Regions from separate parts of the Mus musculus genome. Here regions 2, 3 and 4 are each linked to region 1. A link is a loop called in an ENCODE intact Hi-C map of the cell type or tissue named here. Cell type or tissue: heart. All regions are shown on one strand. Region 1 has its middle 57 kb from the start of Gm39459. Region 2 overlaps Ulk4 (unc-51-like kinase 4). Region 3 overlaps Ctnnb1 (catenin (cadherin associated protein), beta 1). Region 4 has its middle 20 kb from the start of Gm39458.

Region 1 (2,500 bases):
GCTAATGACAATCTTCTGGTACAGTGCTGGTGGGAATGTGTGCCCGGCTGCCTGACCACATTTCAGACATTCCCCAGGGAGCAAAGCTCCTGCAACTGGGCAGTAACACAAACATCAGCTCATTTAACACATTTCCTGCGCACACAACAGCCAGCTTCAAATTGTGGGTGGGAAAGGAAGGTGTAGACAATTGGAGGAAAACAGAGAGGCATGAGGCTGGGAGGAATCCCACAGTAGAATAGCCTAATTATAGTCTCCTCTCCAGGCCTGAGAATCCAGTGAGGCAGGAAGTTAGAGATGCCAGACTGGTTGTAGGGAAGAACAGTGCACCCCTGTAGCAAGGTTCCCTAATGTGACCCCACTGAGGCTCCATTAACTCTGGAATCTCAGTGGTGCCAGAGATTCTGAGTTAGGCAGATTGCACTGGGTCGCCTAGCCTGAGGGACGTGACAGACCACCGCCTACCTACCCTACCGCTAAGCTCAGGCCCCTGGGTTCCATGGTGGGGTTAAGTGATGTGTTGCCACACACAGCATCTTAGGCAAACCCCGAGGATGCACCTGGTCCTCACGCTCCACTCGGGCAGCAAGCACCTTAGGACCTGACTCCTCTGCCCAGTCCCTCCCACTTGTTTTACATGGTGAGTGTCCTGAGACCACGCTTGAGAGAAGTGGAGACCAAGCAGCTGCTTTGGGCTATGAGGAGGTCTAGGGTTGTGGCAGTTTGTTCCTGTGGACACTTCATGTCATCATACTCTCCAGGAAATGCAGCAGACATTTCCATTTCTGTCCCTTGGCTCCTGAGGTGGAATACACCAGTGACACTCTGTCACTGACATGGATGAGGGTTGGTAAGACAGGCGCTGGCAAAGGGGGAAAGGACGCAAAAGGCAGGAGGGGAAGAGACGTGGTATCAGAACAATCATGGTTTGGTTGGTTGGTTGGTTTTTTTAATCCCAATACTGAAGAAAAACAAAAACAAAAAAAGCAGCGGGCTAGCTTCCTCTCACTGCTCTCCCTGCATCCTCTGTTAGGCCAGCCCTGCTCTGGAAAGGATGTGGCCAGTCCTCCAGTCGTCCTCGCCTACGCCTTCAGGTTGATGTAAGAATAGCTGTGCCGAGTCTGGACTCTGATCCCAGAGCTCCTCCTTTCCCGTGTAAGCCTTCTTGGAACGCTTTAGGGAGGACCTTTGCAGTCGGCCCAGAGGGCACCGGCTTCTGGCCTCCTGCTCCTGCTCCTGCTCCTGCTCCTGCTCCTGCTCCTGCTCCTGCTCCTGCTCCTCCTGCTCCTCCTGCTCCTCCTGCTCCTCCTGCTCCTGCTCCTCCTGCTCCTGCTCCTGCTCCTGCTCCTGCTCCTGCTCCTGCTCCTGCTCCTGCTCCTCCTCCTCCTCCTCCTCCTCCTCCTCCTCCTCCTCCTCCTGCTCCTCCCTTGGCCTGAAATAGAGAAGTTTCTGAAAGAGGACCGTTTGGACTGCGAGGTTGGCGGGATGCAGTGAGGCACGCACTGGCGGGACAAGTCTAAAACACTCCTTGCTGTGTTTGGCACTGCTCTCCAGGGTCATTTTGAGCACTCACCTCACAATACAGCGGCTACCTCCCTTTCTCTGTGGGTTATCAAAGCTGGTAGCCTTTAGCCCAGACCTGGTTTGTTTGTTTTTAAACAAAATAAACAACAAAACACATCTTGAAGGGCTTGCAAAGGTAAATGCTGTACTATATGATTTAAAAAAAAAAGAAAAAAGAAAAAAAAGAATAGCTGTGCCCACTCAGGGCACGAGTGTCTGGGGTTTACAGTTTGTCTGCCCTTTTGGCCCGAGTGCCCAGGCTGGAAGCCGCCTGCATGTCTGTGTGTCTGCTGCTCTTGGTTTCTCTAGCTTTTCTCTGGCCTAGTTTCCTGTTCACCTCTGTCTGGAGCTGACTAGCAGGCTTGACTCACAGGAAACCACAGCCAAGTCACCTGGTGGTCTGAGTCACTCTCCCTTGGAGTATCTCAAACAATAATAAAAGTCAAAATGCCCAAGTAAGTAGTGAGTTTTGCAATAGACTGAGTTAAGTATCTCTGTGCATGGTTGTTCTGGGAATTCCCATGTGTGTCAGGTGACTTATCTTTGGCAACTGTGACACAAGCCAGTTGCTTTATCTCCTGGCAACCACCTCCTCTCCCCACTTCCCCTTTCCCTCCCTCCTTTGTTTCTACAAATATTTGCTGCTTCCAGACAGGACCTTCGACCCCGTGAATAAACTAAACATATAGTTCTGTCCTGTGCAAGTTCCTCTGCACAGAAAGGCACAGCAAACACACAAACAAGCAGGGCAAGTTTAGGGGCACTGGTAACCCAGGGTAGTACTGAACCTGGCTGAGGGGGTGTCTTGCTGGCCTGTGAGCCAGGTGAGACCCACAGAAAAAAAGATTCCAGTGAGGTGAGGTGATGATTTGTAGTCATCTGCAATGTTCCCTGTGTGTGTACACGTGTCTGTCTGTCTGTCTGTCTGTATCTGTCT
Region 2 (2,500 bases), 280 kb before region 1:
ACGCTCCTAGGGTCGTGTGCAGCACATGCTCTTCTGAATGCCCGCAGTAACTTTCTGGTGCTGCCTTCAGGCTTCGGCACACTCCGCGTTTGCATCAGCTCCCACAGTAAGACAACTGGCAATCAGTGCTTTTAATGACTACTGATCTGGTGGGGCTCAGTTTCTGCTCGAAGTCTGCAGTGCCCCCATTTTTCTACTTTCCTCCCCTAACTGCAGCTTCCGACTCTTCTTAGCTCTGCTATTTATGGATGAAGATTCAGCTCAGGAAGCTGCAGTTTGGATTTGTTGTTCTTCATGTTGTTGTTGTTGTTTTGTTGTTTTTGTTGTTGGCTGTAGCATTAGGAAGGAGCACACAAACTCAAAATACACAAAATTCAAGGCATTAAATTTGACAATGTGGAAAATAGATGAAAATAATAGAAAAATATAAATTGCCAAATTTGGCTTCAAAGTAAGTAAATATCAAACTCCAGAAGGCCGGTCTGTGAACGGCACCTACTCCATCTAGATCATGTGGCTTGTGATATAAGGATCTTTATCTACTGAGCCCTCTCACAGGTCCCAGTCAAAACAGTTTGAAAAGTTAAATGTTGGTTTCTCGGTACACAATCACCCTGTCTGTGTTCTAGAGGTCCTTTTTTCTTAGAAATCACCTTTCTAAGGACGGTCTGTGATAGGAAACAGAGTATGATTTTCCCTGGCTGAGGAACAGAGAGGTGAGAAGCAGTTAGAGCCGCTGCGCTTCAGAAGAGTTAAACACTAGCATCCCCTGAGTCACGACTCAGGAAACACGACTGTATGACCTTGGTGTGTCAGGGGGGCTCTGGTGCTCAGGTTCCTGAGACACCTGAGGAGGAGAGTCTTCCTGGAGGAGGGGAAGCAGAGAGCAAGATTAGGGGAGATAAAGGGCAGTGACCCTAAGAACTGTGCCACCCCCCTCACACCTCTTACTTGATCTGGCCCAGCCCTGTCTCCTACAGGGTGCACACTCCTGCAATAGCACCACCTACTGGGGACTAAGTGTTCAACACAGGAGCCCTTGGGGACAGATTCCAATGGGGCATTTTGCATTGTAAGTGCTGATGTTCAAATATTGCCATGTGGTTTACAAATGAATCCTAGATACTAAAGAGACAGGCACCCCCTGTGTAGCCCTGGTGATCCAGAACACAGAGCCAGTGGCAAGGCTCCCAGCTCATTGTGCTAAAGTGATAGCGAGTTTCCTAGCCTACTTACAAACGTCTCTCAACTGACGACCATTTGCATTTAGGATGAAGATGAGAAAACTTTAAAAAGAAAATCTAACCCAACAGAATAGTGAGGGACCAGTGTCAACAGGGAAGGAAAGTTTAATCCAAGAGCTCAAGAGTAACGTAAGCCCTGTGATCATGAGCTAGGATTTTGTGGAAATGAGAGAGAATAGAAATAAGATCAAAGTCGATGCCACTCTTCATTTTCCTTAACAACAACAACCACCAGCATATGTTTTCTCTGTTTTATATCCATGGGTGGTTTGCCTGATGTTTGTCTAAGTCTTTCTTCTGATACACATCTGCAGCCTGTGGGTGAGGCTGGGGACGTTTTCACATGGTTTGTCAAGAGTGTCACAGCACCTAAGGCCTCTGTAGACTGTCCTTCAAATTCTACATAGTAAGGACCAGGCTTCCTGAATTGTGTATGTGTGTTGTAGTGGCCTGTGTCAATCTCACACCCCTGACCTACACCGTACCACATTCTTCCCTAAGGATCCGGAGCTGAGAAGAAGCCAGAAGGTCCCACAGAGCAAAGCATTCCTCATTCCTGCCCCTTGTGGTGACACGCTGTTGAGGACCCATGACAATAACTGTGACATGTGACACTATGATAGGAAGGAAGGGTTTGTTTTGTTCACAGTTTGAGGGTGGAATTTGTCATGACAGGGAGCAGCGTAGTCACACTGTAGTAGAGCAATGGATGCTGTCGATGCCGACAGATGCCCATGGACGCCTTTTTGTTCCACTCGCCTCCTTTTTATTCAGCTCAGGACCCCAGCCTAGTTGGTCGGTCCGAGGATCCTGGCCTGTCCAGTCCCCAGTGCGCCTTCAGGAATGCCGGCCTCTGTTCGTGCTTTCTCTGCCAGGCCGGAAGGATGTCACGTCTGGACAAATCCTTTCCCTTTCTTCCTGGTGATGAGTTTCAGGGATGCAAGCTAATTGCAGTCTCTTTCCTTACCACTTCCCTGTTAGGACCCTGTCCTTCCTGCTCCTCCCAGCATCCCTCACTTCCTTTGCAGGCTGTGTTCCTGAGGATGTGTGTCTGGGCTCTGTCTCCTCCTCTTCCTTTCTGTGTCAACCTGGGTGGAGCCAGTGAGTGTTCTATTGTCTGTGCCATTCTGGAAAGTGTTCAAAGGACTAATTAGAAGCCAGTAATTGTGTCATTTCAAGAGAGGATACAGAGATCAGTTGACAGGCAGCTTAAGAAGTGCATGTCACCCAGACGTGAGGACCGTGGGTTATAGCCT
Region 3 (2,500 bases), 160 kb before region 1:
CTGCCTACTAGTGGGGTTTTTGTAGTCTCCCGTATTTGAAGGGAGCATTGTCAGTTCAGATGAGTAGAGGGGCAGACCGTGAGACACAAGGAACTACAGGCAACTAAGAAATGCTGAGAGTCTTCCCTAGAAAATAGTACAATTGTTATCCAATACCAAATGGTCAGCTCTAAAAACATATAAACCAAATAGGTTGTAGTTAGAGGTGTGGGTGTGTGCGCGCGTGTGTGCCACACACGCGCACATACGTAACAATGATTTACAAGAGGCCATGAATTTGAATGAGAGCAAGGGTATATGGGCAGGTCCGGAGGAATGGAAGGGGAAATGATACAATTATTTTAAAAAATAAGAGAAGTAATTCTTAAAGTCACATTCAAATGTGACAATGCTCCCTTAAAGCAAGAAATTTCTATTCATGTTTCCATGAGTTCTGAAGGCTAAATGGATCGCCATCTCTACATTTGATTTTAGCTTGTTTCTGAAAAGCAGAATCCAAAAACAAAATTTAAACTCTCAAGAATCCTTCATAAACTGACCATTTCACTTCAAAAACTAATTCAGAATATGCTTCACTCTATTATCCTGGCTGATTTGAAATGGTATTTTCAGAAGGGACTGAACGTCACTACAGGGGTGGAAATGAAGGTCTATAAGAACGAAAGCACTCTGAGTGTGCAGCAGAAAACCTTCCCACTACCAGTACTGCTCTGACTTCACCCGAGGGAAATACACTTGTGTTTTACAGTGACAGATCTTCACTGGGAACTTAAGAATTTCACCTCTATTCGTCATCCTTTACTCCGAGAAGCCTGAGCATTTGGTGTCTCACACTGTAAGCAGATGTGCCCTAGACCACCTGTTCTCTCACAGACGCTCCTACCCTCCCAGGCCAGTCTTTTAACTGTACTGAGTACTGTACGACTGGTTCTCCTTACAGAGTAACCAGGATCCATTCCACACAAACTTGCAGAGATCGAGGAAAAGTGACCTGTGTTCTGTCCACCGGAGGGCGCTCGGCATGACTAGAGCACTGCCGTCTCAATTGAAACTGGGAAATGTGTCTTAAGAGACACAACTAAGTCCTAGCAGGACTGCCTACTTCCTTTAAAGGCCTTCTCCCCATGGAAGATTAGATGCTTTCTTCCAGAATTATACCCCAGCAGAAAAATCAGGGTTCTTAGTCAAGGGAAGCTTGATTTTACATTAAATACAAAGGAAGATTTCTTAGGTAAACAGAGGAAAAAAAGACCTTTCTCCGGAAAGTTCTGATTCACTTTCAATTGACACAAAACACTTTTCCTTTTATAAAACTTGTAGCTAACCTAGGAACCACACCATGACCGGTGTTGCTGAAGAGCAAGCATCGCAGGGCTGCCTAACATTCCTCAAGCTGCGTCCTCTCAGGACAGAGGCTGCCTCCACAGGCCTCAGAACTGTAGCTGCTCATCTACTTTACTCTCTGTGGCATGAAGATGTCTTCAGTGAGATTGTTTTAAATAAAAAGGAGTTGACAGGGGCCACAAAACAACAAAAGAAAATGGAGTTAAAATGTTTGTACGTTTGCAAGGTTTTTACGAGTTTGTGAACACCGTTTCAGGAGTTTGTCCCTCGGGTTTGCTTCTGGCCAAGGACACTAAAAATTTACCACTAGGTGATGGGCAGAGACCACGACCTGGCCTCACCTCACCTCACCTCAGCACTGATATTTCAGTTGACTCCATCTACTTTCACTGTCCACTTCCTGCTTAGAAGTACAGCAACAAACGACTGTAAATATACCACTCCACTCCACTCGCCACCTGCAGTGTGCACAGGCTCTTGTCCATGCTCTGCCCTGAGTTTATTTGCAAAAGGGCTCCACCAGTTTTCCTGAGCACACATTTCAAAATACACTCCGACTAAGAAAGTTCCCCATCCTCCACCTTGGCGGTGGGATTCTGGGATTCTGAGACTCGTGAGCTAAGGCTTCACTCACAGTCTCTAGTCCCATCGTCACTACAGCAGTAGATACTTCCCTTCAAGCTGGAGACATAGATACCCAATATACAGTCTCTAAACTAGTGTTCTCAATCTGGGGGTTCAACAACCCTTTCACAGGGGTCACCTAAGACCGTGGGAAAACATTTACATTATGGTTCACAACAGTAGCAAAGTCAGTTGTGAAGTAGCAAGGAAAGTTTTACGGTTGGGGTCACCATAACAGTTGAGAAACTATTTTAACAGGTCACAACATCAGGAAGACTGACTGAGAAGCACTGCTCTAGACTATGAGAAATGATCACATGACAGTTAAACTCTATTTCTTCACGCCTGCATTCGATTAAATGTTTCCCTATCTGAAGATAGTCTTTTTACAGACTGTGAGGCCCAGGACTCTGTCCCAGGCAAGCTAAGCTTTCCAGATAGCCTGCTTCCTTAATTAAGGACTTCAGCCTGGGAGGGTTTGTTGTAGAGAAACATCTGCAAGTTTCCAACTTCCTTGCCACCACTAAAGGCC
Region 4 (2,500 bases), 82 kb after region 1:
ACTTAATTCAATGGCCACATTGGGGAAGGGTACAGAGGCACAATTTGGTCATCTCAGTTTACCCTCAGGGCCCTAATGTAATGTTTAGGTTTCAGTAGAGGGCAGGAAACATGAATAACTAGGCAGTCCTGGGCAAGGAATGCTGTCTTGGTCTCTCAGCTCCACTCTGTCCTGTGTGCTGCTGGTCTGACAGGATGGCAGACTCCTGTGAGAGCCCCTCCTGGGAAACAAGCACCTCCAGGGAGACTACACCAGGTTTAGCCATTCCTGTACTGGCTGGTTTTGTGTGTCAACTTGACACAGGCTGGAGTTATCACAGAGAAAGGAGCTTCAGTTGAGGAAATGCCTCCATCGAGATCCAACTGTAAGGCATTTTCTCAATTAGTGACCAAGGGTGGAAGGGCCCATTGTGGGTGGTGCCATCCCTGGGCTGGTAGTGTTGGGTTCTATAAAAAAGGGAGCTGAGCAAGCCAGGGGAAGCAAGCCAGTAAAGAACATCCCTCCATGGCCTCTGCATCAGCTCCTGCTTCCTGACCTGCTTGAGTTCCAGTCCTGACTTCCTTTGGTGGTGAACAGCTATGTGGAAATGTAAGCTGAATAAACTCTTTCCTCCCCAACTTGCTTCTTGGTCATGATGTTTGTGCAGGAATAGAACCCTGGCTAAGACATCTCCACACAGGTTTCCTGGGGGACTTCCAACTTTTGGAGGGCACTGTGATGGCTAATGTCGAATGCCAACTTGATGCGACTTAGACTTACCAATGAGGTGAGCCTCTGCGTGCGTCTGTGTGGGTTGTCTCGATTATCTTGATCAGGACACCTGCCCACTATGAGGATGGAGACTTGGCGTGAAGGAAAGGAGGAAGACAAGTTCAACATTCACTGCTCTGGACTTCCTTACCGCGGATGTCATGTGAACAGCTGCCCCAGGCCTGCCGCCGTGAGCTTCCTGACGGGATGGGCTTCCTGTTGAACTCTGGTCAGAACAAGTCCTTTCTCCCTCCAATTGCTTTTCCTGCATATGCTCCAACAGCAGGAACAGTAACTACTGCAACTTATTCAAGTTGCTGGGACTGGAGAGGTGGCTCACACAGTAAGAGCACTGGGTGCTGATAGACCTGAGTTCAACTCCCAGCACCCACATGGCAGCTCACAATTGTCTGTAACTATAGCAACAGGGGATCTGATGTCCTCTTCTGACCTCCACGGGTACCAGGTACACGGTACACAGACATACTCGCATGCAAACACCCATACACATAAAGTAAGAGTAAAAGACCTTTAAGACAACAACAAAAAGAAATTGTTACAGACACTGAGGTATATTTTCTTCCACATCACCTTTAATAATCCCATTGTTCTAGCTGGAGCATTCTTTCCCAAACTAAAGACTACATTTCCCAGCTCCCTTTGCAGCTCCTTCTGAATGTGTTTGTAAATTCTGGGTAAGAGAATATCAGATCAGTTAACCCATGAGATTTGGGTCAAAGGTCTCCAACATCAGGCTTTTCCTTTTGTCTCCCACTTTTTTTTTTTTTTTTTAAATTGGGAATGGGTTTATTTCGGCTCACAGTTCAAGGCTACAATTCCTCACTGCAGAAGTCACAATGGAGCGCATTGAAGCAGCTGGTCATATTTGCATCTGTAACCAGATGTCCTGGTTGGCTTTTTGTTGCTATGAAAAAGACCATAATCAAAAGCAGCTTGGGGAGGGAAGGGCTTGTTTGGCCTTCATGTCCCAATCATAGTCCATCCTTGAGGGAAGCCAGGGCAGGAACCTTTATGGGTCAGGCTGTCTGGGTGCAGAACCTTCCACTGTCTTTATTAGTGTACAAACTTTGGCCCCTTAATTTTACCCCTTTTTGTGGGAGTGGGGATGTCATGACACCTGCCCACAACTGGATCCAAGTGTTCTGGGACCTGGAGCTTAAAAGTGGGAAGAAAGTCTTCAAGACAAGCCTAAGGGCTATTGAAGGCTTCTGAACAAGAAAGCCCAGTCCTCAAGGGTCTGCCCCCCACCTTTTGATTCTTTGGATGTCTACATGATGACAGGGCTTTGATCATCATCTTGGGTCATAAGGACAAGTTCCAGACTTGAAAACATAAAACAGTGGAACGGGTGACCCAGGGGGAGCCTTGTCCTTGGTGGCTTTTCTAGCTGCCATACTGGACTGCATACTTGTGAGAGTCTCCTACATTTGTAAAAGATAATTTCTATGTGATTTAAATCACCCCCCCCCACCAGCTCCAGGGAAGGGAAGGAGGCAGGAAGACACTCCTCTCTGCTCTAATACATCATCCTACCCCACGTGAGAAGATGGGCAGCTTATTATTTTAGCTGTATAACCGTTAAAAGAAAATGCTTATTCTTACAGCCTCTTTGATTGAGACGAAGTACCTCATTAATGCTTGATCCATCTGCCAAGGGAGGAAAGGAAGGCACTGAGCCAGCTGCCTTGGAACAGCAGCCCGAGGGCCACATGGGATGCCCTTCCAGGGA

The links. A loop is a pair of places that touch in the nucleus more often than their neighbours do. Peaks named below come from ENCODE experiments on the same cell type or tissue, not always from the same donor. Only the 100,000 strongest peaks of a DNase experiment are listed, where the experiment ranks them.
Region 2: it touches region 1 in a loop (5-fold over the local background); 4 of 42 quality-filtered maps call a loop at or near these places.
Region 3: it touches region 1 in a loop (7-fold over the local background); 15 of 42 quality-filtered maps call a loop at or near these places.
Region 4: a loop joins it to region 1, with 3 times the contacts of the local background. A loop is called at or near these places in 6 of 42 quality-filtered maps.

The regions. Positions count from the first base shown.
Region 1 is chr9:120,776,286-120,778,785 of GRCm38, reverse strand. No RefSeq gene overlaps it. Among named protein-coding and RNA genes, the nearest start is that of Gm39459, 57 kb to the left of the region's middle. In heart, CTCF peaks have their summits at 1,097 and 1,954; DNase peaks (open chromatin) are centred at 165, 1,095 and 2,085; H3K27ac peaks cover 2,434 bases.
Region 2 is chr9:121,058,057-121,060,556 of GRCm38, reverse strand. All of the region lies in intron 34 of Ulk4 (unc-51-like kinase 4), which reads left to right. Among named protein-coding and RNA genes, the nearest start is that of Gm34945, 82 kb to the right of the region's middle. In heart, CTCF peaks have their summits at 1,016 (motif pointing left) and 1,824; a DNase peak (open chromatin) is centred at 2,216.
Region 3 is chr9:120,935,048-120,937,547 of GRCm38, reverse strand. The region is part of intron 1 of Ctnnb1 (catenin (cadherin associated protein), beta 1); the gene reads right to left. Among named protein-coding and RNA genes, the nearest start is that of Ctnnb1, 2.9 kb to the right of the region's middle. In heart, a CTCF peak has its summit at 1,002 (motif pointing right); DNase peaks (open chromatin) are centred at 1,007 and 2,497; H3K4me3 peaks cover 1,979 bases; H3K27ac peaks cover 656 bases.
Region 4 is chr9:120,694,606-120,697,105 of GRCm38, reverse strand. No RefSeq gene overlaps it. Among named protein-coding and RNA genes, the nearest start is that of Gm39458, 20 kb to the right of the region's middle. In heart, no CTCF peak of the experiment used is centred here; a DNase peak (open chromatin) is centred at 945.